Linked DNA regions of Homo sapiens: regions 1, 2, 3 and 5 are each linked to region 4. Evidence: chromatin contacts called from ENCODE Hi-C or POLR2A ChIA-PET data. All regions are on one chromosome and are shown on one strand. The core of a region is the stretch at or near the end of the contact, and the rest is flanking DNA. Distances in the headings are between cores, read along the strand shown. Region 1 holds the start of GORAB-AS1 (GORAB antisense RNA 1). Region 2 holds the start of BLZF1 (basic leucine zipper nuclear factor 1). Region 3 holds the start of SCYL3 (SCY1 like pseudokinase 3). Region 4 holds the start of KLHL20 (kelch like family member 20). Region 5 holds the start of METTL18 (methyltransferase 18, RPL3 N3(tau)-histidine).

Evidence for each region. A loop is a pair of places that touch in the nucleus more often than their neighbours do. ChIA-PET counts read pairs that join two places held with the same protein, here RNA polymerase II (POLR2A). Pooled maps may share reads with other maps.
Region 1: a loop to region 4 is called in a map of CD4-positive, alpha-beta T cell, with 9 times the contacts of the local background. The contact joins the promoter of GORAB-AS1 here to the promoter of KLHL20 in region 4. A Hi-C loop is called at or near these places in 1 of 168 maps with a recorded cell type or tissue (CD4-positive, alpha-beta T cell), 2 of 37 single-sample maps with no recorded cell type and 6 of 50 pooled maps.
Region 2: a map of B cell shows a loop between it and region 4 (20-fold over the local background). The contact joins the promoter of BLZF1 here to the promoter of KLHL20 in region 4. A Hi-C loop is called at or near these places in 2 of 168 maps with a recorded cell type or tissue (B cell and CD4-positive, alpha-beta T cell) and 5 of 50 pooled maps.
Region 3: a map of CD8-positive, alpha-beta T cell shows a loop between it and region 4 (6-fold over the local background). The contact joins the promoter of SCYL3 here to the promoter of KLHL20 in region 4. A Hi-C loop is called at or near these places in 1 of 168 maps with a recorded cell type or tissue (CD8-positive, alpha-beta T cell) and 6 of 50 pooled maps. POLR2A ChIA-PET finds 5 or more read pairs at or near these places in 1 of 52 experiments (OCI-LY7).
Region 5: a map of CD8-positive, alpha-beta T cell shows a loop between it and region 4 (8-fold over the local background). The contact joins the promoter of METTL18 here to the promoter of KLHL20 in region 4. A Hi-C loop is called at or near these places in 3 of 168 maps with a recorded cell type or tissue (CD4-positive, alpha-beta T cell, CD8-positive, alpha-beta T cell and naive thymus-derived CD4-positive, alpha-beta T cell) and 8 of 50 pooled maps.

The regions. Positions count from the first base shown.
Region 1 is chr1:170,531,029-170,536,059 of GRCh38, reverse strand. GORAB-AS1 (GORAB antisense RNA 1) reads left to right here and starts at 3,451. Exons shown (of 3, transcript NR_125958.1): 1 at 3,451-3,612. GORAB (golgin, RAB6 interacting) reads right to left here and starts at 3,894. Exons shown (of 5, transcript NM_152281.3): 1 at 3,776-3,894. The coding sequence starts at 3,836.
Region 2 is chr1:169,364,344-169,369,623 of GRCh38, reverse strand. BLZF1 (basic leucine zipper nuclear factor 1) reads right to left here and starts at 1,429. Exons shown (of 7, transcript NM_001320973.2): 1 at 1,282-1,429; 2 at 74-151. The coding sequence starts at 101. NME7 (NME/NM23 family member 7) reads left to right here and starts at 1,827. Exons shown (of 12, transcript NM_013330.5): 1 at 1,827-1,916. The coding sequence starts at 1,914. RefSeq lists enhancers at 850-1,349, 1,608-1,687, 1,350-1,851, 791-1,990.
Region 3 is chr1:169,892,381-169,897,846 of GRCh38, reverse strand. It overlaps SCYL3 (SCY1 like pseudokinase 3), which reads left to right and starts at 3,951. Exons shown (of 13, transcript NM_020423.7): 1 at 3,951-4,059. RefSeq lists enhancers at 3,524-3,933, 3,608-4,195, 4,196-4,783 and silencers at 4,134-4,213, 4,454-4,513.
Region 4 is chr1:173,712,413-173,717,594 of GRCh38, reverse strand. It overlaps KLHL20 (kelch like family member 20), which reads right to left and starts at 2,614. Exons shown (of 12, transcript NM_014458.4): 1 at 2,517-2,614; 2 at 1,529-1,592. The coding sequence starts at 1,551. It also overlaps a transcript of ANKRD45 not described here. RefSeq lists enhancers at 2,071-2,440, 2,521-2,710.
Region 5 is chr1:169,791,752-169,796,541 of GRCh38, reverse strand. METTL18 (methyltransferase 18, RPL3 N3(tau)-histidine) reads left to right here and starts at 1,635. Exons shown (of 2, transcript NM_033418.4): 1 at 1,635-1,727; 2 at 2,645-4,013. The coding sequence starts at 2,847. The coding sequence ends at 3,965. It overlaps FIRRM (FIGNL1 interacting regulator of recombination and mitosis), which reads right to left and starts at 1,502. Exons shown (of 25, transcript NM_001320047.2): 1 at 1,427-1,502; 2 at 559-713. RefSeq lists an enhancer at 1,583-1,902.

The DNA of each region.
Region 1 (5,031 bases), core at 2,202-4,701, 3.2 Mb after region 4:
TCAAAATTCCTAATGGGTTTTCCATTAAATTTGGTAAAATTATTAAAATTTTTATATGAAAAGATAGAAGGTCAAGAATACTGGCTGGGTGCAGTGGCTCACACCTGTAACTACTATACTAAGTATAGTAAGAAACTAATTTCTTAAGACATGGAAATGTTGGCTATTAAAAAAAGGTTGACATATTTGAATACATTAAAATTAAGGCCTGGAGTGGTGGCTCATGCCTGTAATCTCAGCACTTTGGGAGGCTGAGGAAGAATTTCTTGAACCCAGGAGTTTGAGACCAACCTAGGCAAAATAGCAAGATCCTATCCCTACAGAAAAAAAAAGAAGAAAGAAAGGAAGAAAACTAGCATGGTGTAATGGCACACAGCTGTAATCCCAGCTACTTGGAAGTCTGAGGCAGGAGGATCGCTTGAGCCCAGGAGTTCAAGGTTATAGTGAACTATGATCGTGCTACTGCACTTCAGCCTGGGCAACAGAGTGAAAGCCAGTCTCAAAAAATAAAATACTTTGTTCATCAAAAAGATAAAAGTGAAAAGATAACTTAAAAACTGGGAGAAGATATTCATAATGTAACTGGCAAAGAATCAGTATGAAGAATAACTCTTCTGAATAAATAATTTAACTAAAAATTGACAGCATGTGGCTGTACTGTTTTCTTCCAATTTTTCATTATGAAATAGACCATACATCAAATATATGCATGTGTTACACTCATAAACACACACACTCAGTCTTCCAACCTATATGATTAAAAAGAAAGTTTAAGAAATAAAATATGACAGTAGTAGAAGTAACTACTCTTTAAGGATAGACATAATCCTCCTTTTAGAAGAGAGAATTTATTTCCTGTCTCCCAAGTTATATGACTTGCTTTTGGTAAATAAAAGTAGGAGTGTCACATGTCATTTACTGGTGAAAGGATTTAATTGCCAATGTTCAATTTTCAATCTTCTTTTCTTCCTACTATGGTAAACTCCTACAAGACAGCACCAAAAAACGGAGTGACTGTGCAACACAGTCACCTGCCAAACCCACATTAAACATGAAACGAGTGAAAACCAAATCTTTATTTTAAACAATTGACTTATTAGGGCTATTTGTTACTTTAGCTTAACTTGTCTTAACCTGATTTCATAAATACCAATACCTCTGAAATTCCCTCTCCCTGATCACATTCCCACGCCTCCCCACTATATACAATCATACGTCACTTAACAAAGGGATACATTCTAAGAAATGTGTTGTAAGGCAATTTTGTCCTTGCGCAAACATCAGAGAGTGTATTTACACAAACCTAGATGGTACAGCCTACTATATACTTAGGCTATATGGTACAGCCTTTTGCTCCTAAGCTCCAAACCTGTACAGTATGTCACTATACTGAAGACTGTAGGCAACTGTAACAACGGTATTTGTGTATCTAAACATAGAAAAAGCATAGTAAAAACAGGGTATTATAATATTACCAGACCATCACCATATATGTGGTCCGCTGCTAACTGAAATACTGTTATTGAGTGCGTGACTGTATATATTATATATACAGCTAGCTGATCCTTGGTATATGAGGATAATTGGTTCCAGGATCCCCATGTATACCAAAATCTGTGCATACTCAAGTCCCACAGTTGGCGCTGTGAAGACCACATACACCAAAAGTTGGCCCTCCATATACTCAGGTTTTGCATCCCCCAAATACTGTATTTTTTAAATGCACATTTGTGTATAAGTGAACCATCACAGTTCAAACTTGTGTTGTTCAAGGGCCAAGTGTAACTACATATACTGTATTAACAAACATTTTAATGCATGTGGCTACAGTTAATACTAATATATTCCCACCAGCTGTACAGTAGCCCGCTAGATGAGTATACCACAATTTATTTATCCATTCCCTTGTTAATGGACACTTTGGTTGTTTCCAACTTCTTAATATTATAAACAAGACTATTAACAACTTTCTTGACTATGTTCCTCAATGCCCATACAGGGGTCTCCAGAGTACTACTGTCCTTATTTTTCCTGGCAACCAACTCCATCTTCCTAAATTATTCAATAAATTTTTAAAGATAGAGAACAGCTAGAAATGGCTTTAAAATTAAAGGGCCAAATCCTCTAATTTTACAAATAAGGAATCCAAGGAGAAAAGATTTAGAGGAAGAGCTGGAAGTTCTATATGCCAATCACTGTGTTTAGCTACGGGTATACAAGGAGGTTAAGATATTTTCCGTCCTCGAGGTGGTCACGGACTAGCGATTTGGTTTCCACACTACAGTGGGCCTTGAAGTTCAGGTCCTCACCATCCTCTATCTACCCCCGGTTGCAAAGATATTTCAAAATATACTTCTACATAATGAATATGTTGTTTAATTTAGATTTTTATATTAAGTCATCTTTACCCTGGAAAATGCGCCTCTGCTAACACACAAACTTTGTGAAATCTTCCCAAGCTCCATCCAATCCCCGGCAGAGTGAGGTTCCTCTTGTCTCTGAAGCAAGTTCTTGCAATATCTACTATCACATAACTTTGTGGTTTGTCTCCTCATGAGTCTACTGGAGTCAGACCAGAGGCCAGGGCACTTGTACCCTGTATATCAAAGTATGTGAATGGATGTTGAAAACACAAAGCAAAAGAATTTGAGTATATCAAGCAACACAGAGTCAGTTAACTACATAGCTTAGCCTAACCTTTATGATAGAGTTTTTAAAGTCCCCTGGACCAGTCAAAATGTCCCCAGTCGATATAATCTACATTGGCCCTATCTTACTAATTTACTTCTTTTCCCACTTGTCTGCCCTAGATTATTCTCATATTTATGCTAAAAATGCACAAGCTACCAGAGCAACATCCAATTTCCCCACAAACGCTAACAAAAGGTTTACTTCATTTGCTACCAAAATAAAGTATTTGAATTAAGGTACCAAGAGTGATGTACACTTCTTACAGAAATTGTGTGTACTACCACGATAACCATACAGATCACTGCGAAATTTCAACCACAAGCAAAGTGCAATTAATATTACTAAGTTTTCCACCAACAATCAGCAAACTTAATTCCTTCCACAACAACAAAAAAATTGTACAAGCCCATTCAATGATTACTCTATAAAGCCAGAGAGAGAAGCACAAGGTTAGCTTACTCCAAAGTCAGTAAGACTGTATGTATATAAACATATAAAGTCTTCACATCTACCCTCTCAAAGACCCTTTTGGTTTGCTGATTCTCAAAAATTGGGAAGTACTGCAAAAATCATCTGGCAACCAGAAGTGAATGCAACACTCCAGATGAATTGTGAAAAGTACCGAATTTTTGCCTTTATTCAGACGCCTGTGCTCCTTTTTTCCAACCATCTGCTTCTATAAATTCATCACAATTCTAATACGGTGTGCGCCCCTCCTCCTTCCCTTACCCTGACCCTAACCTTCCAACCGTTGATTCCTGCAGCAATCTTCCCTAAGGGAGACACCCCGGCTGTAGGCTCACTTCCTCTCCCAAGTCCCATTCCTTTCACAAGAGTCAAATCCCTACAGTGGATTCCTGGACCGTTTTTTCTAAAAGAAGATCCCAGTCCTCTGGCTTGCCCCTCCCGTCGTGACTCCCAGTAAGTCCTCCTCTGAAACCCCCTAATCCAGTCCACGTACTTACAGCGCCTTCCGCTAACACAAACGTAGCCGCTTCCACGCCCCCTTTCCCCGCCAAAGCTGCATCCCCGCCTCTTCCCCTTAAGACCCAAGAATTAAACCACTGTAAACCCATCTTGTAACCTTTAGTCTGCTTTAGTCTCCTCAGTTCCTCCTCAGAGAATCCTGCCCAACCTTGCGCCATCGGCCCGGGCCACCGGCACCCCCAAAAGTGCCCAAATCTCGCAGCCGCGACTGCCAACACTGCTGCCCAGCTCATCCGGGTTTTTCCCCGGCCGCGGCCAATCAGTGCATCGGGCTCCAAACACAAGGCCCTCTCTCCCCGGCCTCAGGGTCCGGCTTCCTTCCAGGCTGCCTTCAGCAGTGCCTGACAAACTGCCTAAGGAAACCTTGCCACGCAGACATTCGTTTCCTCTGGCTTACCTCTACTCTCTCTCTCTCTCATTGTTTCTCACTGTTGCTGGTTAATCGCTTCAGGAGCTAAGGGGGGAAATGGCGATGGGGATAAGGGTGGAGATAAACAGGTATTTGGGAAGGAGCAACAAGTCGGTGGCGGAAACGGGAGATCTAAGTGCCTTTGGGGTCCTGTACCTGTGGGGCGGGAGCGGTGCTCTCTGTGGCTCTTAGTGTGCCCTAAAATCCTTGTGTTTTGCTGGGAGTGTGCACAGCGCTGGAGGCCTCCTTCAGATTAACTCAGGAAATGATCAGATTTAGGATTTTGATGATGAAGAAACATTTAAAAGGGGTGGGGTATAATTGATGAAAAGGGAACAGGCATAACCAGGTCTCTCGCAGGCCGGAGCGGCTCTCAGATTTCTTTTGCTTTGGGTTGTTTCCTTTGTGAATAATTATAATATGTAACTTTCCTCTTAAGGGATTTCTTTTTCTTTTTTTCTTACTTTTTTTTTTTTTTTTTTTTGAGACATAGTTTCGCTCTTGTTGCACAAGCTGGAGTGCAATAGCACGATCTCGGCTCACTGCAACCTCCGCCTCCCGGGTTCAAGCGATTCTCCCGCCTCAGCCTCCCGAGTAGCTGGGATTACAGGCGCCGGCCACCACACCCGGCTAATTTTCTGTATTTTTAGTAGACACGGGGTTTCACCATGTTAGCCAGGCTGGTCTCGAACTCCTGACCTTAGGGTATCCGCCCGCCTCGGGCTTCCAAAGTGTTGGGATTACAAGCGTGAGCCACTGCGCCCGGCCGGGATTTCTTAGTCTCCCCTTTAAATCTGTTTTTCAGAGAAGACATTGTAAAACGTCGGTGCTGGGGGATGGGAAAGCATTTCTTAGGATCCTGCCTGGAATCCTAATACCGTAATTCGGGTTCTGCCTTGAACACTAACCTGAGATCCCATTTCCTCATTTGAAATATGGTTGCA
Region 2 (5,280 bases), core at 180-2,679, 4.3 Mb after region 4:
TATCTGGCTCAAACGTTCCTTCACATCGTCATAAATGTCATGTTTTAAAAACAATTATAAAAAAGCCACTTACCTTTGGTTTCTAAATTTTTAGTAGTCATTTTTTCACCTTAACCACTGAAAATGCACTCCAAGACTTCTGCTGAACAACCTAGAAATGTATGCATATGAAATAATTTTAAAAATATCATATAAACACATAGAGTACCTCCAATTTAAAAGTTATGATATTTTAATTGCTTCTGTATTTAGTACGCATGCATTTAGAAAGAGAAATGTCCCTTATATCCCATTCTCACAGAAGGCATTGTTATGTCTACTAAAAGTCTCAAAAAAAAAAATTAGGGGTGGTTTACTTCTAAATACTCCGTTTCACCATCCTCACCAATACACTCTAAATTGTCAGAAGTATGTCCTGAATTTTAGCCAAGCAAAGGGAATGAAGTTACTGTGGTGGTTTTGTCATCCATATGACAAGAGGAATTTTAAAGTAATTACTTTCTTAGGAGACATACCGACACAATTTGTATACACACACACACATATCAAAAAGGAGCTTCTGTTTAGATGTTTAACAAACGACAAAAAATATTACTCAAGATAACATAATTTATACTTTTTTGGTAATAAAAAGTTAAAATTAAAATAGTGTAGCTCCAAAAGTAAAAAGAGAAACATATCGAGCCCATGCTTTCAGAAATGTATACATTGTCTTACAGTACAGACTCAGATTTACCAGAGAACATATAAGAAGGTGATGCTACTGCAATGATATAAATATGACAAACTGTACACTAGATGACAACTGGTTTCACTACAAAAAAAGATCGTTCTCAGTACTAGATACAACTCAGTTCAATTAGTGAACCCGACGACTAACTTTCTTAACAGTCACAAACTTTTCTACACTTACACTCTACTGCTCCGAAAAGAGGTATCCAAAAAACCCTTCGTAAGAGTAACGATCCCTGAAACTGCCCTTGATAGCTGCTCTGCGAAACGTACAGGCACAGCGAGTGCCTGCTGGCAAATGCCAAATGAAGCGGAGGGGGTGAAGAAGTAAGTAGGGGGAGTGAGCAGGTATGAAAGCGATAGGCCGGGAAGCGACAAGCCTGTCAACTTTGCTGTCCGGGGAAGTCGAAACCTAAGTTTCATCCCTGTCTGAAAAAGTCTTCCCGGAACAATCTTTCCCTAAATCCAAAGCTACTGGCCACCGAGCTCCAGCCAGACCTCCGTCCCTTTCCAACATCCTTAGTTATACCTGCTTGTCCTCGGATTTACCTCTAAGATTCTTATTCTCCGTATTTCAGGGGGCTTCACTTGATAGGCTCTTCGGATCGGTATCACCAGGTTAACTTCTCACAGACCTCTTCCATTCGGAAGCCGACCCGCCCAGTCCCTCCGCATATCCAGCAGCTCTCTCACTCCTAACCACTTCCGATTACTCAGGGTTTCGCTTCCGGAATACGTTTCCAAAAGAGCAGGGTAAACAAATTCTGCAGTGCGTATAAACTCAAGTAACACAGAACACACACTGTAAGGCCTCCGTAAGTGAAAAGCGGACAGATTTCTACTTTAAAATAAAATACCGTACAGCAACTTTTGGAGCCCAAGCCGCATATTCACTTAAACTTCCGGGCCAGCTGTTAAACAAACGGAAGTAAAACTGCCGGAAACAGAATAATGGCGTCTCGTAGCCCCAGGCGACAGCGTGGAGGGGCGGGTCTGTCGATTGGATGAACGCAGCTGAGATTACTCCCAGCCACTAAGGACGAAGAGGTGGGGCGGTGGCGTCCCACGCCTCGTGCGACAGTGGGCGGGGCTTTGTTGCCTGAGTAACCGTATGATGGTGGTGGTGGTGGTGTCTTCCTGTCTCAACGATACCTATTTTCTAGTGCTGAGATCCTGAGACAATGGTGAGTGCCAGGGGATGCCAGAAGAACGGCTCTGGGGTCCTACTTACTTAGCTTTCCAAGTCTTCGGGCGGATGGGCACTTAAAGTTGTCCGGTCCTCCCGACCTTCTCCCCGTTATCTCTTTCCCCCTTCCCACGGGCTGTTCCTGCAGTCTCCTCGCTCTCCGTATTTCTTACAGCACCCTGAATTCCACTAATGTTACTAAGTCTCTAGAGTAATGAAACAGAAAATTTAGGGTAAGGCATCGAGTCTAATAACCTGTTTTGAACAAACATTATGTGTTTGCATTGTTCATCATGGCATTTTTCATGTTCACAGATTCACATTAACGCGCTTTATTAAGAGTATGGGGTGGTGTGTATGTGACTGTCTCAACACTGATCTGAATCTCCCTAGATCTTGGAGTCTTTTTGCTTTTCTGAGTGGCAGAGCACTGCCCCACGCCCCCACGAGGGCCATTAACAGGTGTATGTTGGATCAGCGCTCTTCTATCCAGTTGGTTACCTTCTAGGTCTGTGCTTGCTTTTCTTTTCTCTTTTCTTTTCTTTCTTCTTCTTTTTTTTTTAAACAGAAATTTCTCCTGGGATTGCTTGGAGAGCTTCTGGAATTCACTGTTTGGGCTTCACCCCTGGAAATTCTGAATGAAAGGAATGGAGCTCGGTATTTGCATTTTAAATAAGCCTATAGGTTATTTTAATTCACCCCTATGTTTGAGAGGGTTCTAGTTAATTCACTTAACTACCATATCTTTTAAGCACTTATGGATAACGGACTGGAGGATAGAAAGATCTTTAGATAGTTATAGCTATGAATTTAGAAACAGAGCCCTCACCCACCACCCCTTGTTTCTTCATACTACTCAGCAATCCTTTTGGTTACCCCAGTTTTCCCCTGACCCATTCTCTGTGAAGACATTTTCAAACCTTCCCTTTACAAACCCTGTCTTTTGCCCTCTTCATTTCTCCTTTCTAAACATGATGGAGTATAACAGGCCATTTCTTCAACCTCATGCCCCCAACCTACACATTGCTCTATATTTTTGCCGAGCCTTTAGTCTTGTATTTCTAGTGTAGAGAAAGGGATATTAAAGGATAATCCATCCATCTTTGCTCTTGATCTCATTTGCTTCCATCTGTTACATTTCGCTTCCAGTTGTTTTTTTCTTTCCTGTGCGTTCAGCCTTTTCCTCTCCAGTTTCTTCTCTTCAGTGCTCAAGTCACACATCTTATGAAAATTAAATAAAGCAAAACCATGTCCTCCATCCTGTGTTTATCCAGTTATTTCCTAGTCCTCCTATCTATCAGTAAACTTCTTGAAAGGATATTATTTTTACTTATATCAAACAGACAAAAGTCTTCTGTCTGGCTTCTTTAATGGCTTCAAGAAAGTTGTTCTTGCTTAAGTTTCTAATGGCCTTTTAAATACCAAATACAGTAATTACTTCTCAAAATTTACATTACTTAGTCTCTTTGTGACAACTGAGGTTCATAGTCATTAATTCCTTTTACTGGCTGTGCCTGGTTTTTGAATGTCATTCTTTGGAATTAACTCCTTGATTACTTTCATTTCTTAGTCTAGACATTTTCCTTGGGTGATTTTGTCCACTCACATGGATTCTACTAACACCTTTGATTTTGCTTCTAAATTTCAATTTTCCTCTCAGATCTACTAATGCCTAACTCAGTTGCTTCCCGGACACATCTGTCTCAAATGTCCTTCAAACTTAATATGACCAAAACTGAACTTGCTATCTTTCCTCCTGGTTTCTCCTATTTTCACCAAGTTAAATAATGCTACTACTATATTATAACCTAAACTAGAAATCAGAGTTATCCTACATTCCTCCCTCTTCTATTTCTCCCATATTCAGTTGTTCACTAGATCAAATTTTAGTTTGTCATCTCCTCATTTCGTGATTATTTTAATAGTGACTTTTACAGTCTGGTCTGGAAATTCTCCAATCCATTATTTTCTCTGCCACAAGAAGGAATTTTTAAAAACCCAACCTGTTGATTTACTCACCTCCTTAAAACTCTAGATTCCCTATTTCCTACAGTAAAATGTCTAGAATGGCACACAAGTTCCTCCATGAACAAGCACTTTTCTGTCTAGCTTTTGCCTTTCCCTTTCCATACTTAAAAAAAAAAAATTCTCTTGCCTTTTAGCTACTTGCTTTTCATTGAACATACCAAGCAACTTCAAACTGGTAGTATGCCTCCTCTTTCTACTTTGCACTTGCAATTCCTTCTACACAGAATACTTGCACCCTCTTGTTGCTTGCCAAACTTATTTATTCTCCTATTACAGGCCAACGTGTTCTTCTTGCCCACTTCCCAGAAAGGCCAAACATTGAGAATGCAGGAGTTGCAGCAGAGAAAGAGTTTAATGGAGGCAAGGCAGTTGAGTGGAAGGATGGGAAATATTTCTAAAATCCGCCTCCCTGACAGCTTGGAAGTTGTGGTTTTCAAGGATAATTTTGTGGGCAGGTTGGTAGGGAATGGGCGCTGCTGATTGGTTGGGGATGAATTTATAGGTGTTTCCAAACTGTCTTCCTGTGCTGAGTCAGTTGTCTAGGTGAGAGTCATAGGACTAGTAGAGTCAGTTTCTTGGTATGAGGCATGTATCTGGGTGGCATCAGGAGGTTTGCCAGAATGCAGAAGCCTGGAAAATATCTCAAGACCAATCTTAGGTTTTACAATAGTGATGTTATCTAAAGGAGCAATTGGTGAAGTTACAAATCTTGTGACCTCTGGCTACATGACTTCTGAATAGTAAGAAATTATAGAAAAGCAAGGAACAGTAGCTGGTTATTGCTTACCTATGCCTATATTTTAGCAGATTTTAGGTCCCTCCCATAGTCCTAACCTTGCGGCCTTCTATTAGTCTTACAAGGCTGTTTTAGTCCCTAGAGGGGGTCAGTTTTGGAAGGGACTATTACCATCCTTGCTTCAAAGTTAAACTATAAATTTCTCCCATAGTTAGCTTGCCTATGCCCAGGTATGAGCAAGGGCAGTTAGCTTTGTGAGGTTAGAAGCAATATGGAGTCAGTTAGGTTAGATTTCTCTCACTGTTATAATTTTTGCAAAGGTGGATTCACTTCCAGACCCAGTGTAGGTGTCTTTTCTGTGATGCCTTCCTTCCCTACTCAAAGAGGGTTGAGTCGAGTCAGGTGCGGTGGCATATGTGTGTAGTCCCAGCTATTGAAGAGGCTGAGGTCAGAGGATTGCTTGAGGCCAAGAGTTCAAGGCCAGCCTGAGCAACATAGCGAGACCTTGTCTCTAAAAAAGTATAAATAAATACAAATTTAAAATCTATGCAGATATTCAGAGCTTTCCCCTCCACACTGTGAAATCAAGAAAAAAAGA
Region 3 (5,466 bases), core at 2,702-5,201, 3.8 Mb after region 4:
ATAAAGAAATACAGTAAGATTACTAGATTAGATTTTAAAATGAGAAATGCTCTCTAGTGCAATAAGAATAAACTTTGGGGTTAACTTTTCCACTGGACAGAAAGATTTGCATCTTTGTTGGACAAAAATATACAAGTTAGCCTGTGATTTCAATGCCCCAAATCTTTAAGAGTCTGAACAGGTGACATTTGTTCAGAGACCTGAGTGACATCAAGAGCAAATAGGTGAGTAGATGAAGAGTGAAGAGGGGAAGGACTGAGTGTCAAACTCCCTCCCATCTCTCTCCTACTCCATTCACTGCAAAATATTCCCTTCTCATTGATATTTGGAGGAGTGGGTTTACCTTGGGGAAATGAAAGGAAATACAGAGTCCTCTAGGCTGATGAATGATTATAGAGGATACCCTGGAGCTCAGCACATCTGGACATAAGATTAGGGAGCAAGGAACAGGGTGGGAAGGCCAGCAAAGACTCAGAGGTGAGGACACTGGGAAGAGGGTGGGCCAGCAAGTAGCTGTGTTGACTGCAGAAGATTTCACGTACTGGTTGAAGGGACTCATCTCTACTCCTCCTGTAAAAGGAGGAAAAACATAGTTATGAACTCTCGAGGGATAGTGTGAAAGGCAAGAGAATCCTTCTGTCTTTCAAATCGACATCCTCAGCATGTTCTCCCGCTGTCTCCTGGTGCTTGGGTGGCTGCTGCTGTTACACCCACAGCCATTTCCTTTAATAGGGAGGAAAAACCTTTCCTAATCCACTGTCTATCTTCCTCCCAACTTCTGCTATGTCTCACCGGCCAGAACTTGTGACCACCCTAGCGGGAAAGTAGGCTCAGAAAGTGATCTTTTTGATTTCTTAACTTCTTTATCGAAGGTGAACAAGGGAGAAGGGGGTGAGGAGTGGGAATGGATGTTGGAGCTAGTAAACCTAGGGTCTATGTGTTGTATTTCTTTTCTAATTCGGTCTCGAGGTCTCTCTCTGGGAGTGGTTATAAACGTTAGCTCTTCCGTGATGGGGCTTGGATATTTACAGTGTGCCTTCCATGGAATACTTCTTTATCCTGGCAGACGGCCTAAATCCTAGGTGTCTGACCCATGACAGGAGGTCCCTCTCACAGGAAGCTTGTTTATATTAGCAGGCACATTTGTGGCTCTTGTCTGCCCCGTGTCTGGTTTATTCCAACCAAGACAGCCACTCTCTAGGAGAGCCCTAACCAGGAAACAAGTCAGGTGTGGGTGTATAGGTCAGGTGAGACACAGAGGAGGTGAACAAAACATGTGAAATAATAGAAGCAGTTTCATTACTTACAGATCCATAATAAGAGGACAGCATGCCTCACAGGGCCAATGAGAAGGGGGACACACATGCTCAACCAGTGGGAGGGGGACGAGACAGAGAGAGGGACTTGCGGGCCAAAGCCTTCACTGTGGTCCTGGGTCCAACATCTTAGTCCCACTGTGACTAAGAGGTGGTCACTGAGGCATATCTGCAAAGTATATGTGGGGTATAGGGGTCAAGGGGATGAAGCAAGCAGCTTGTACCTGATGGTTCGATAGGGAGGTGGTCACCAGAGGCGGTCATACAAGGCAGATGTCTGGACTGACCACATAGAGGAAGTGGGAGGAGGCACAGAACTAGAGACTGTCCAGGGTGACTAAGCCCTGCTTCTAGTTTGAGAAGGTTAAACCTGTCCTCAGAATGGATAGTGAGGCCTTTGATATGTTCTCCCACCTCTTCATCAAGCATATTGACAAATCCTTTTTCACCAACTTGTCTTGCTATAACCGCCCAGTAGGTTCACCTTGCCGTCTGCCTAGATAGAGCCAATTTATCAAGACGGGGAATTGCAATAGACAAAGAATTCATGCAGAGCTGGCTGTGTGGGGGGCCAGAGTTTTATTATTACTCAAATCAGTCTCCTCCAGCAGTCGAGTTTTTAAAGACAATTTGGTGGGTGGGGAGGGGCAGTAAGTCAGGGAGTGCTGATTGGTTGGGTCGGAGATGAAACTATGGGGCATCACTGTCTTCTTGAACTGAGTCAGTTCTGGGTGGGGGTCACAAGATCAGATGGGCCAGTTTATCATCTGGGTGTTGCCAGCTGATCCATCAAGTGCAGGGTCTGCAAAACATCTGAAGCACTGATCTCAGGAGCAGTTTAGGGAGGGTCAGAATCTTGTGGCCTCCAGCTGCATGACTCCCAAACCATAATTTCTAATCTTGTGGCTAATGTTGGTAGTCTAGACCCCAGGCAAGAAGGAGGTTGGTTTTGGGAAAGGGCTTTTATTGTTTTTGTTTTAAACTGTAAATTATAAACTAATTTCCTTCCAAAGTTAGTTCAGCCTATGCCCAGGAATGAACAAGGATAGCATGGAGGTTAAGGACAAGATGGAGTTGGTTAAATTGGATCTCTTTAACTGCCTTAGTCATAATTTTGCAAAGGCAGTTTCATTGCTACCTGAATGATTTTCCTAACTTATCCATCAATCTCCTGGAAGCCTTTCTCCTTAACCAATGTCTTCAACTCTGCCAGACATGTGGCAGCTTCTTCATCAGCAGATGTGGCCTCTCCAGTTATTTTTATGTTTTTCAGTCCAAACCTATTCCTGAATCTGTGTAGCCATCCCTTACTTGCAGTAAATAGCTTGGTGTGCCTAATTTCAGGGGATCCCTTTCTTAAGTCTTCCTATAGGCTCAACACTTTCTGGCAAAACTTACTGCGGTCAGCTGAAATACGTTTTCTGTTCATGTCTCCCACCCACAAATGTAATGCCTTTTCCGTCTTTTGCTGTTGCACCTCAAACTACAAAAGTTACAGCCACAGTGCATGATAGGTGCTTAGTTAACTAGCACGAATCTTTTTCCTTCTTCACAATTTCATGGATAATTTGTTCTTATCATAGATTTTGGCAACCTCAGCATATGACTCTTTTTCTTTCCTTATTAAGTCCAGAGCTTTCACCTTTTCATTTAAAGGAAGCACTTTACAGCTTCTCCTCGGCATATCCAAATTGTCAGCACAATTCCTGTGCTTTGCGGCCATTATTAAGTAAAATAAGGGTTACCTGAACATAAGCAGGTGGTATCTCTCATTATCTCTGCTATACTACGGGTGCATCTGTTAACCAAAGCAGCTACTGAGTGGGTAATGAGTGGATACTGTACACAGCGCGGCTACCTGCGACAGATGATTCGCGTCAAGGGTGGGACAGAGTGGATGGCCCGAGATTTAATCGGGCTACTCAGAATACAGGCGGTTTGAAACTTAAGAATTGTTTATTTCTGGAGTTTTCCATTTAACATTTCTGAACCAAGGTTTGACCACAGGTAACTGACACTGCAGAAAGCATGGAGGGGGGCAAAACTACTGCATTAATATTAAAATTTTCAAATATTACTTTTTGCTAAATGAAATGTGATTCAGGACCTTCCCTCTCAAAGATCAAGCGAGATCACCACGACCTCCGCCAGCAGCGGCTCTGCACGACTCCACCCTCGCAGCCCAGCCAATCAAAGCTACAGGTTGAGTGACGTCACTCTCCTGAAAGTCCTCGCTAATTCCCGTACTCCTTTTCTCCGCCCTGCACCTCTACTGTTTGCTACAAGTGGCCAGCAGCCATTTTGGATTTGGGCGGAAATGAAATTAAAACTGTGCTGTTAAAAGCCTAAAAATTCAAGTCAAGACAAACTTAAGCATTCGACCAACACATCTAGAAAGGGGGCATCTTCGTGGACTAACTAGACCACTGGGGCAGTGAGTGAAACTCGGTATCGTCGCGGCGCCCACACTTAAGATGGCACCGGCCTGAGACTCAGCTGTGCGGCCTCTCTACCTCGGTTCCTGGTTAGTTGGCCTCATTGGTGGCGTCGGAGGGAGGAAGGTGGGCCTTCTGTCCCGTTTCCGGACCCGTCTCTATGGTGTAGGAGAAACCCGGCCCCCAGAAGATTGTGGGTGTAGTGGCCACAGCCTTACAGGCAGGCAGGGGTGGTTGGTGTCAACAGGGGGGCCAACAGGGTACCAGAGCCAAGACCCTCGGCCTCCTCCCCCGCCGCCTTCCTGCAGGTAACAGGGAGCCCTGCGCTGCGCCCCCAGTCCTTGCAGGACTGCGCCGTGGGGGAAGGGGCCGGGCGGGGAGGAGGCGGCGGGCGCGCGCCCCGCTCGCGGGTCTGCGCTCTGGGGCCCGCGCGGGAGCGAGCTCGGCGCGGCGCCGGCGGCCGGTTGAGCTGTGCTCTCAGCTTCGGAGCAGCCTCCCCTTGCTGATTGTGGGGCGCCCTGTAATCTGCGCTTCGCGGGCGGCCCCCGACGGGTGAGGCGCCCGCGGCCAGAGCTCTCCAAGGCGGCCGCGGAGTCGGTCCTCGCAGGGAGGTGTGGAAGGTGAGGGGCCAGCGAAGCGAGAGCGGCGCCTCGGCCCTTCAGTGACCCCGCGGGGTCGCGGCAAGCAGGGCGAGGGTGCTCGGCTGGGCGGGTCACTGTCCCGGGGCGGCAGTGCCCGAGCCCGGGGGGATCCTGGGGGCGCGCCCGCCCTCGGGAAGGCGGCCTCATTCTTGATCCAAGACCAGTGCCCGTCCCCCAAGGCCCAGCTGGCTCCTGTCTTGGCATAGTGCTTTCTGTTTAGAATAAAGATGAAACATTTCTCGGAAGAGCATATTCAGGAATCCATGTGAAATTCTCGGAGTCGGGTCTCGAATTTTGGGGGTCACTGTTAACTGCTGTTTTTAGGGACCCATGTTCTTATAAAATGTATCTTGAGCTGAAATCACAATTATTTTGGTCCATAAAGACTTAATTGTGTATTGCTTGTCAGCTAGCAATGCTGGACTGAGTTCCGCAGAGGGAATATATACCTGAAACACGAAAGCAAGGGCCGGAGTAACGTTACCGCTGGATACCAGAATATCAGCCAGTACAGTGCATCCTTAATACTCAGAGTGCAAGCCATTATCTTTGGAACTTTCAAGCTAAGGGAGCTAGGACCAAGGTAGTCTCGAGTAATTGCTGGGAAAAGAAAATATTTGGTAGAAACATTTCCATAGAGCACACGGGTTTCTTAGTTGAGTGTATGAGTTGCCCTTTGACCTAGACAAGGGTTTTCTTAATCTACAAGCGGTCCAGAAATTTTATGTGCTGCCCAAGTAGGCAAAAGAGTGGAGGGAGATTATTAAAGGGAAGACTGATGCATATTCAAGTCAGAGACTGTCAACTCAGCATTTTATTATAGAGTGGAGATGCTAAGTGCTACGAAATACCTATTACGGGATACTAGGATATCCTTTTCTACCTTCTTGTGACTTTTTAATTTCAAAGCTAATGAGCAAGATTTTGTGTTTTCCCCGTCCTCAAAACAACAGGAAAGCATTTTGGAAGGCCAAGTGTTTTTCTTACATTTCAATAAATCAATTTTAGCTGAATTATCATTTTTAAAGCACTGGCGGGCATGGTGGCACATGCCTGTAATCTCAGCAACTAGGG
Region 4 (5,182 bases), core at 1,365-3,864:
AACTGAGTATAAACCCAGCATTACAGAGACTGCCTTCTGGGTTAAATCAGCAAAAATGACAGCCCAATAAGAAAAGGATAGGGAAGTGTGACCATGATTGAATGTAGGAAGCAGGTGAAAGTAAGACCAGAGACCAATGTGAGTAGGCTAGGCTCTGGCCAAGTGACAGTGATGAAGAAAGAGCCGTAGCTTAACGATTAACAGCACTAGAATTATCCAGCATGATTCTGAATAGCTGACAGTATTATGTAATAAAGCAAGAAAAAAGGAGCAGGTATGAGTGATTAAGCAAATATTTTATATAGACTACTGATAAACCAAAAACATTCCCACACTCTGCTATTCTTTTAAAAAATAATAAGCTCTTATTTTAGCAATTATATAAGATATGACATTTTATGGTAGCTGGAGATGAGACACAATCAGTGGGTTTTGCAATAATGTTAGAAGTAAAGGGATGAAGTATTTAATATTATGTTGTTAATTTTTTCATGTACATTGTGGTAAAATATTATTCCTACTACAGAGTAAAATATAAATAAGATAATGGTATTTTTCATCTTGATAACATCTTTTCATCTGGAGATCTTAAAGCATTTGCAAATGTTCATTAATCCCCAATATCCTGATCAGATACACTAAAGAAGTAAACTGGGGTACAGAGAAGGTGAACAGCTCAAGGTCAATTGATAAACCAATAACAGATTTGGATAAAGATATACATTCTGGTTCTTGCTCCAAGTTCTGAGTTATAAGTCATATTCCCATTATAAAATGTTTCTTCTCTTAAAAGAACTGCAGAAGTTGTTTATCTTTGATGTTAAATAACAAATGATTAAATAGAGTTCAATAAATAGAAAACAAATGTAAAAACCAAAGAAATAGAACTGGGATGATTTTGTATCATAAAGATTCTAGTCTCATTTGTTAGAACAAAATGAGAAAAAACATTATTAAATTCTAGGGTTGGGAGGGCCTATTTATTGTCTATATTTTCCCAGACATTGTTCTATTTTTCTATGGACTAAGTTATTATGTCTAATACCTATTTTAGTCCTTATACAATCTTCCCTACAATGCAGCTATTTTAATTAACAGAACAAATGTATGATTGAACATCAAGGAAATAACCAAAACCATAATTAGGCATGCAGTACAGTATATTATAAATAATTATGATTCTTACATGGGAACAGAATCCTCTACATTTTATAGGGAACTGAAGATTATAATAAATCCATATAGTATCATAATGAACTTAATGATTATTTACTGTAAAAAACATGAAAAAAGGAAAATTTAAGTGTTTAGCACTACATACAATCCACAGCACTTTTCAGAAACAACTTCTGTATTTTATTCTATTAAAAAGCTATTAATTCTTAATATTACTTTTGATTTATTGTAGAACAAGACTCATTAGTTCCAAGCAGAATTTAGTAAGATTGAAACTCTTTTTTAAAAATTTAAATTATTACATGCTGAATTTTAATCAGTGAAACCAAAGGTTTTCTTCCTAAATGCCTACCTGCGCATTGGCTTTCCTTCCATGCACCATGAAAAGTACCCTTCACCACACTCTAAAGCCGAACCTAAGACAACAGAAAAGCAGGAACTTAATAAAAGCTATTTCTGATCTTTACAGTAACAATCTTTATATAATCATTTCACTCATTTCGTCAGTTATCAAGAGTTTCATATCCTATTATACCACAGGCCTTCTGCAGATGCACAATAACTTAATCTAGTACATTTAAGATTACCATCCTTACTCTGCATGCTAAAACGATTAAAGTAAAGGTGAGGGAAAGTATGCTAAATAGTCCCGACTGTTAGGTCAGTCTTGTTTCTCTTCAAAAAGTGCTTGGAGATATTTAACTGTGATCTCGACATCAAGTATATTTACAGAACAAGCACCAGATACCCACAGCAGTACTAACCTGATAGATCACATAGGGTACACGAGGCTTTAATAACGAATCTGAAGATTGTTAACTTGTCCCGAAGTGACAGGAGGAGGAGGCGTCTGCATTTGCCTTTACAAACAACTCCGCTTCCGACAGTCCAGGGAGCTTGAACAGGGCAGGGAAAGTATGGCTCCAGACTAACACTCTTTACAAGCATTTCCTTCAGTCCCCGATACAATGTTCACTACCCACGTAGCAGGATTTCGCCAGGTCCCGAGGGTTAAATGGGGGCGCACGTACTTTCTTCCTTCCCTGAATTCCAAACACTGTCTGGGGAAGCTGTCCAGGATGCGAAACCCCAGCACCACCAGGCAGGACAAAGCCCGGGGCCTCCTCTGGCTCCCGAGATAGGCTGTCAGCCAGCGAGAGCGCACTCTGGCGCTCCGCGAGGCCCGGCCCCAGCGCCCCAACAGTCTCTTCTCGGCGCCGACTGACAGGCGACCGACCTGACCCCATGGGGCAGCTCAGCAACTTGGGACCACATATCTGCGAAGCGAGCCCTGGGGCGCTGTCCGCTGTCCCCTGCTCTAAGGTGACTGGCTCACTTACCGGCTCTGACACTTTCTTCTCTGCAGCAGCCTCCTCCGTCTACTCCGCCCTCCACTCCTCTCTGCCTCCTCCTCCACCGCCGCTAACGCAGGCAGGATGCCGCTCGTAGAGCTATTTCCTTTCCCTTCACCGGCCCATATCCAGAAGCAGGAAGTAGTCCTATTCTTAAATCGTTCCCGCAGGAACCCACATAATCCGCCAAGGGGTTCCGGTGCGGCTCCGGAAGTAGTCGTGCCCTTTGCTGGGGCATTCAGGTAACCTCAGAGGTTGTTTATCCTCGTGGGGGTTCCTTGTATCCCAAGAGTAACCATTTTTAGAATTCACTGCGGAACTGGCAGTATTTGAATACTGAAGCCTCCTCTTTTCTTCTTTGTTTTCGCCAGCAAAGGCAGTAAAGGGTAGTCACAGAAAGCTAAGAATTTGTATTTCTTTTTAGTTGGTGGGTCTCCTTTTGGCACAATGTTCCTAATTGTGGATTGAATTATTGCATGCACACATGGGTTGGCATGTATCTGTCAGGCCTCTACTATGTGCAAGGTGCAGAAGTTAGATAGACAGACCAGAGATAGACCTTATCCTCCAGATTTCCCACGGTCAAACTTTCAGGACACCAGGATTTTATCCAGGCTCTAAGGCTGTGTTAGTCTGCCCTTTCTACTTAGTATTCACCACCAGACACTTCACCAAACACATCTTCTGTGGATTCACTTTAATGTTAAGGAGGGAAGAGTATATTTTCTTAAAAAAATTTTTTTTCAGTAGCAAGCAGAGCCAAAAAAGTATATTTTTAAAATTATCTTTTCCTCCAGATTTTCCCATAGCACACAGCCACCTGATTTTTACCGTATATTAATATTTAGAAAACAAGTGATACAAGTGTAAGGTGGGGATTACAATTTCAGGAATATCAGAGAAAGACTGTTGCTGATTTCCTGGTAAGTATACTAGGCTAAGTATTAACCAGATTTTCTTTAGCTGTTCTTTATGTAGAATCTACACAGGTGTGTCCAGTTGTTTCTGAGGGGAAAGGATACCTCTTGTTAATTAGCTTGTAGTGGAAAATACATGGCCTTTAGATCCAGATATAGTGGCCCAGTGGATTCTTCTTGCCTGCTGCCCAGATACAGATGATTTATCAAGGTATAGGGATTGCAATGGAGAAAGAGTTTTACACAACATCGAGTGGAAAAATGGAAGAAGTTTTATTATTACTCAAATCAGTTATATTATTACTCAAATCGGCCTCCTGGAGCATTTGGGGGCTAGGTTTCTTTTCAAAGGTAGTCTGGGGAAAGGGGTAGGGGTGGCTAGGCAATGGGTGCTTGCTGCTGACTGGTGCAGTCATAGGGGTATGGGAGATGGTCCTCCTGCCTACTGAGTTGTTTCTGGGTGGAGCCACAGGAACAGTTGGTGGGTCCAGGTGGAGCCATCAGTAGTCAAACATGCAAAAAACTTAAAAATATACCCAAAAAGGCCAATCCTAGATTCTACAATAGTGATGTTATCTGTAGGAGTAATTGGGGAAGTTGCATATCTTGTGACCTCTGGAATAATGGCTGGCAATCACTTATGTCTACACTTAACAGAATTCAGGCTCATCTATCCCCGTTGTCTGGTGGTCTCTCATTAGCTTTACAAAGGCAATTGAGTTTTGGGGAAGGACTGTAATTATTTAAACTATTAAACTAAATGTCTCCCAAAGTTATCTTGGCTTAAGCCCAGGAATAATTAAGGACAGACTGAAAGCTAAAGGCAAGATGGGGTTTGGCTAGATCAGATCTCCTCCACTGCTATAATTTTCTCACTGATAGAATTTTTGCAAAGGGGGTTTCAGTTTGCAAAGGCGATTTCACGGATACACATAGGTACAAATCCTAGACCTGTAACTGACTAGCTTTGTGATCTTATTGAAAATTTTTACTGCATGTGTATATGTGATATATATACATATGCAGTAAAATGATTTCTTTTCCATATTTTAAAACTTTTCATAAATGGTATCAAAGCATATGTATTCTTTTGCAACTTCCATTTTCCACTCAACATTCTGTTTGTAAGATTTGTCCATGTTGATCAATGAAGGTCCAATTCAGTGATTCTCAAAGTGTTGTCCTGGACCAGCAGCATCAACATCACTTGGAAAATGCTAACCCTTGAGCCCCATTACAGACCTATTGAATCAAAAACTGAAGGTGGGCCCCAGTAATCTGTGTTCTAACAAGTTCTCCAGGTGATTATAGTGCATGGTAAAATTTGAGAACTACTGCACTAATTTATTTATTTTCACTGCTTTATAGTATTCTATTATATGAATATACCATAGATTTTTTAAAACATTTTTTTCTGCAGATGGATATTTTGACTATTTCCAGTTTTCTCCATTACAAACAGTGCTACAATGTAAATTCTTGCATATACCTCCTTGTGTACACCTGTAGGTGTTTCTTTGGGGTGTGCACGCAGAAGCAAAATTGCTGGGTTGTATGCTATGCACAGCTTCAACTGTATTAGCACTAGTCAAATTGCTCTCTAAAGTCATTATTCTATTTCAGTAATAATAATACTAGCAAATACTTATGTAGCATGTTATAGTAACTCATCAATACTCACACTAGTCCTCTCGAGGTAGGATCTATTATCATCATTCCAGTTTCACAGATGGCACC
Region 5 (4,790 bases), core at 386-2,885, 3.9 Mb after region 4:
TCAGAAACAATAGAACTTACTGATCGGGTGTGTGAGACAGAGAGGATTCAAGGTTTCAGTTTGTGAAACCATTTACTCAGATGAAGAAAACTAGAGGAAGTTTGGGCTTTTTTGAATATGTCGTTTGAAGTGCAAAGCTAGGTGGGAATGTTGACTTTCAACTTAATGAAGTCTCTCTATAAGCTTGTGGGGAAGAAGAGGAATCACGTTCCGTGTCTCTGTTCTCCCAAAGCCTAACACCATGTCTCACACACATTATGCACGCAGTTTAAGTGTTTTTGAATGTTTTGAGGGTGGCTATTTGTTTTCAAGTTGAAACTCCTTGAAGACGGCAGTTCTGTACCTACACAAAAACTAAAAAAGGGGGCTTTGGCACCTTCTGAGATTTTGCTAATGCCTAGGTGAATGACTTCTATGTGATTACATAGGGCTTTAGCTGCACAATATTTGTGCAGTATTGAGATTCTCTCAAGTGAAGGTTACTTTTTTTCTTTTGAGTGTAATTGTATAAAGCTGGGCTCAAATGTTGTGAAAAAGATACATATACATATGGTTTACCATGAAAGGCTAGGATTCCAGGCACATTTACAACCACAAAGGCATGAGACCAATCAAGAATGTGCTGCACCCGGACGAAGAAGGCGCTAAGCGCCTCAAATCCAACAGTTGAAAGCCAACAACAAGCGGAAGAACTCTTTCAGAAAGACTCCAGCCTGGGTGAGAGGAGTGAGAACTTGTCAAAAAAAAAGAAAGAAAGAAGAAAAAGAGGTCTGAGAGGGGAAGGAGGAAAATCATTTTTATTTACTGAACATCTTTTAAAGATTTCACACCACAGAACTATGCCCTTTAATTCTTATAACGCTAAGAAAGCCCTTATTCATATTCACCACCCTTTTTACGGGAGACAAAAGCTCAGAGTATCTCGCTTTACCTCAAACTATTAAGAGCCAGAGCTATCGTCATACCGCAGGTCTCAGTCCTTGCCTCCCCCATTATCCACTAGCAAAAGTATTTACACTTAATTGCAAGCAACGAGTACAGAAAAACTGAAAGAAGGAATGGAAGAAAACGCCACATCCACTGCTAAAACCTTGGGTCAGAACACGTCCGCGAGGCTTTCCAGGGCCAAAGCCTTACTTAAATCTACCACGGTTGTCGCTTCCCCTCCAGTCCCTCACTTTTCATCCCACTCACTGACAAAGAAAAGAGGGGGTTCAGGCCGCGGTAATATAACCCAGCCTGGCGGTGGGTCTGAAGGGACAGAAGAGAAAGGTTCGCGACCCGCCCACACCCTTCTCTAGGTAGAAGTGACAACCAAGGAAGGATATGAGGAGTCGGGGCAGGACGGACGGCAGTTCCCGGCGGCATAGCTCCTCTGGCCAGCTACTTAATTCTTCCAGGGGAACCGCGCTAGCTGGGACCGCACCTTCCTGAGACATACTTTCGTCAAACAGGAGAGCTTCAAACCAGACCCGCCAAAGCCCAGACCGGAAACTCGCAGTCCCGCCAACCCTTGCGCGCTCTCCGCCGGCTCCAAAACCATAGAGAGGAGGGCGGCTGGTTTCTTGGTGAGCCCGGGTCCCTCAAGGCCGGAAAGAAAGTCGGGCTTCTCTAGCCCCTGGAGGACTCGACTCACTGGTGCGCGATTTAGGTCCGGAGGAGGCGTTGTGAGGTGAGCTTTTTCAGAAGCGCGATCCCAGGACACGTCGGGAAGCAAGCATCCCCAGGTCTGGATCACTGTAAACATTACATTCAAATGGGGAGGTGAGGGCCAGAAGTCCCCACTTCTGGGGTCGGATTTGTTCCGGGACCTGCAGCCGGAAGTGACTCCAAGCCTTGCAGCGTGATGGGAGAGGAAAGAGGCGCGTTCCTAGCCGCGGGACTGGGTGACCCGCCTCTCCCCCAAATTGTAAATCTTGTATAAAGGGAACAAAGATCCCACTTGCCAGAACTGTGAAAATTGAGGCAGATGGTATAGTGTCTAGCGCAGTAGATAGAAGATTCTCAATAAAGTTGCTTCTTATTTCTACAGGTCTCTCCAAACTACTGCAGTGCCCTAGTTTGCGTTTGCTCTGCCACCGAATTAGTCTTTACTAATTATTGCCAAATTACCCCCACTTCTATACACTTAGGGCTGCTGTTCTCGACTAAATGTTTGGAGTGAAGTCTTGGATGAATTTACACACACCAGGCCATACCTATGCATGTTTTTAAAGGGACGCTGACTTACCAAAATAAAATACTGCACCTCTTCTGTAAAAGACAGAAGTGAAGTTATTCTGGAAGCTTAGGGGGTGAATATGGTTGGACACAAATCAAGACAGCTGAAAGACAGCAAGTAGCTAGGCTGTCCTGTCTGAATATCTTGGACTTTATGTTTGTCCAGGTGGTAGTGGTGGTGGTTGCTGTTGTTCTTCTGTTTGTTTTTATAGTTGATTTTCTTCTCCCACTTTGGAACCCTTAAGGTGTGTATGAGTGTCCAAATCTCTTATCTCTCTCTCTTCCCCACAACTTTTTAAGAAAAAGCAGCTGTATGGTGGGACAGGGAGGGGTGGGGGTGGCTGTTTAATATTACACTTTAGTGAAATGTGCCATTTTGCTTTAATCATCATTTTCTTTCTTTTTTTTTTTTTTTTCTTTCCAGAGCTGCTTGGAAAGAGGACCAAAGACGTCTAAAAAGTCATTTGGAAATATCTCTAAATATTTGTTACCATGTATAAGCTGCTAAAGAGAAATTGGGCCCAACAAAACTAATTGAATAATTGAGGCAGATTTGTGTGTATCATCAAATTCTATCCAGAAGTTGAAGAATCTGAATTTAAAGATTGTGTGCATTTAATAAGAGGATGACCTTTCAGTTTAATTTCACTATAGAAGACCATCTGGAAAATGAATTAACACCCATTAGAGATGGAGCTTTGACCCTGGATTCCTCAAAAGAGCTGTCAGTCTCAGAAAGTCAAAAAGGAGAAGAGAGGGACAGAAAATGTTCTGCAGAACAATTTGACTTGCCTCAGGATCACTTGTGGGAACATAAGTCAATGGAAAATGCAGCTCCCTCTCAAGACACAGACAGTCCACTCAGTGCAGCCAGCAGTTCAAGGAACTTGGAGCCACATGGAAAACAGCCCTCCTTGAGAGCTGCCAAAGAGCATGCTATGCCTAAAGATTTAAAGAAGATGTTAGAAAATAAAGTCATAGAAACATTACCAGGTTTCCAGCATGTTAAGTTATCAGTAGTGAAAACCATCTTGTTGAAAGAGAACTTCCCTGGAGAAAACATAGTTTCAAAAAGCTTTTCTTCTCACTCTGATCTGATTACAGGTGTTTATGAGGGAGGCTTAAAAATCTGGGAATGTACCTTTGACCTCCTGGCTTATTTCACAAAGGCCAAAGTGAAATTTGCTGGGAAAAAAGTCTTGGATCTTGGTTGTGGATCAGGTTTACTAGGTATAACTGCATTCAAGGGAGGGTCCAAAGAAATTCACTTTCAAGATTATAACAGTATGGTGATTGATGAAGTAACCTTACCTAATGTAGTAGCTAACTCCACTTTGGAAGATGAAGAAAATGATGTAAATGAGCCAGATGTGAAAAGATGCAGGAAACCAAAAGTAACACAACTATATAAATGCCGATTTTTTTCTGGTGAGTGGTCTGAGTTTTGTAAGCTTGTACTAAGTAGTGAAAAACTTTTTGTAAAATATGATCTCATTCTCACCTCAGAAACCATTTACAACCCAGATTATTATAGTAATTTGCACCAGACTTTCCTTAGACTGTTAAGTAAAAATGGACGTGTACTTTTGGCCAGCAAAGCACATTATTTTGGTGTAGGTGGAGGTGTTCATCTCTTTCAGAAGTTTGTAGAAGAAAGAGATGTTTTTAAGACCAGAATACTCAAAATAATTGATGAAGGATTGAAGAGGTTCATAATTGAAATAACTTTTAAGTTTCCTGGTTAATTAACATTCACTGAGTATCCAAAATGAAATAAACAGAAGGACCAAAAATTTGAGTGTTTGATTTCTGTTTTGCTATTATTTTTTCTGAAATTTTGATGTTGTTTGTTTAGTTTTGTTTATCCAAATTGTAAGTGAGCTATGTTACCAGTCTTTTACTCACTAGGTGAAACTGAGAAGGTATCCTCGTGCATTTGATGAGATCTCCTGGGAAATCATTTTGTAAGAAAATCCGGTATTCTCCATCTTCATTCTATTTGACCTTTTACCACCTTTGACGTTACATGAAATTGTTCCCAGGAAATCCTGCCATTTCTTCTCTCAAGTCTGTGAATTTCTTCCCAGTCTTCGTTAGTTCCTTGTTCACATTAATATATATCACTAAATATTAGGTTGGGGCCTTATGTAAATAGGAAGAGGTTTTTGTTTCGTTTTGTTTTTATATTCATTTACCTTGTATAGTAAGGATCAGAATGCTGAGAATTTAACTAAATTCACATGGAGATGAGGAAACAAAGGGAATCTGTGACAGAGTATAAAAGTAATACAGAGAACTTGTACTACTTGAGGTTTACCCCTTATAGCCAAGTAAAAGATCCTGCGGTCTTGGTAGGAGGAAAAAGAATAAGAAAGGAGAATTCCAGATTTGGGGGAGTATAGACTTACCAGTTGTTAAATAGTAGGAAAGAAAGGAGAAAGTGTTTTGTTGATTCAAATGCAAAAATTTTCACGTTACCACATTGGGAATTGGGATCTGCCTTGCTCTCTATAAGAACAGTAAAACTGACAGCATTTTTTTCTCTCTTGGAAGTAGCTAAAATAATCGGA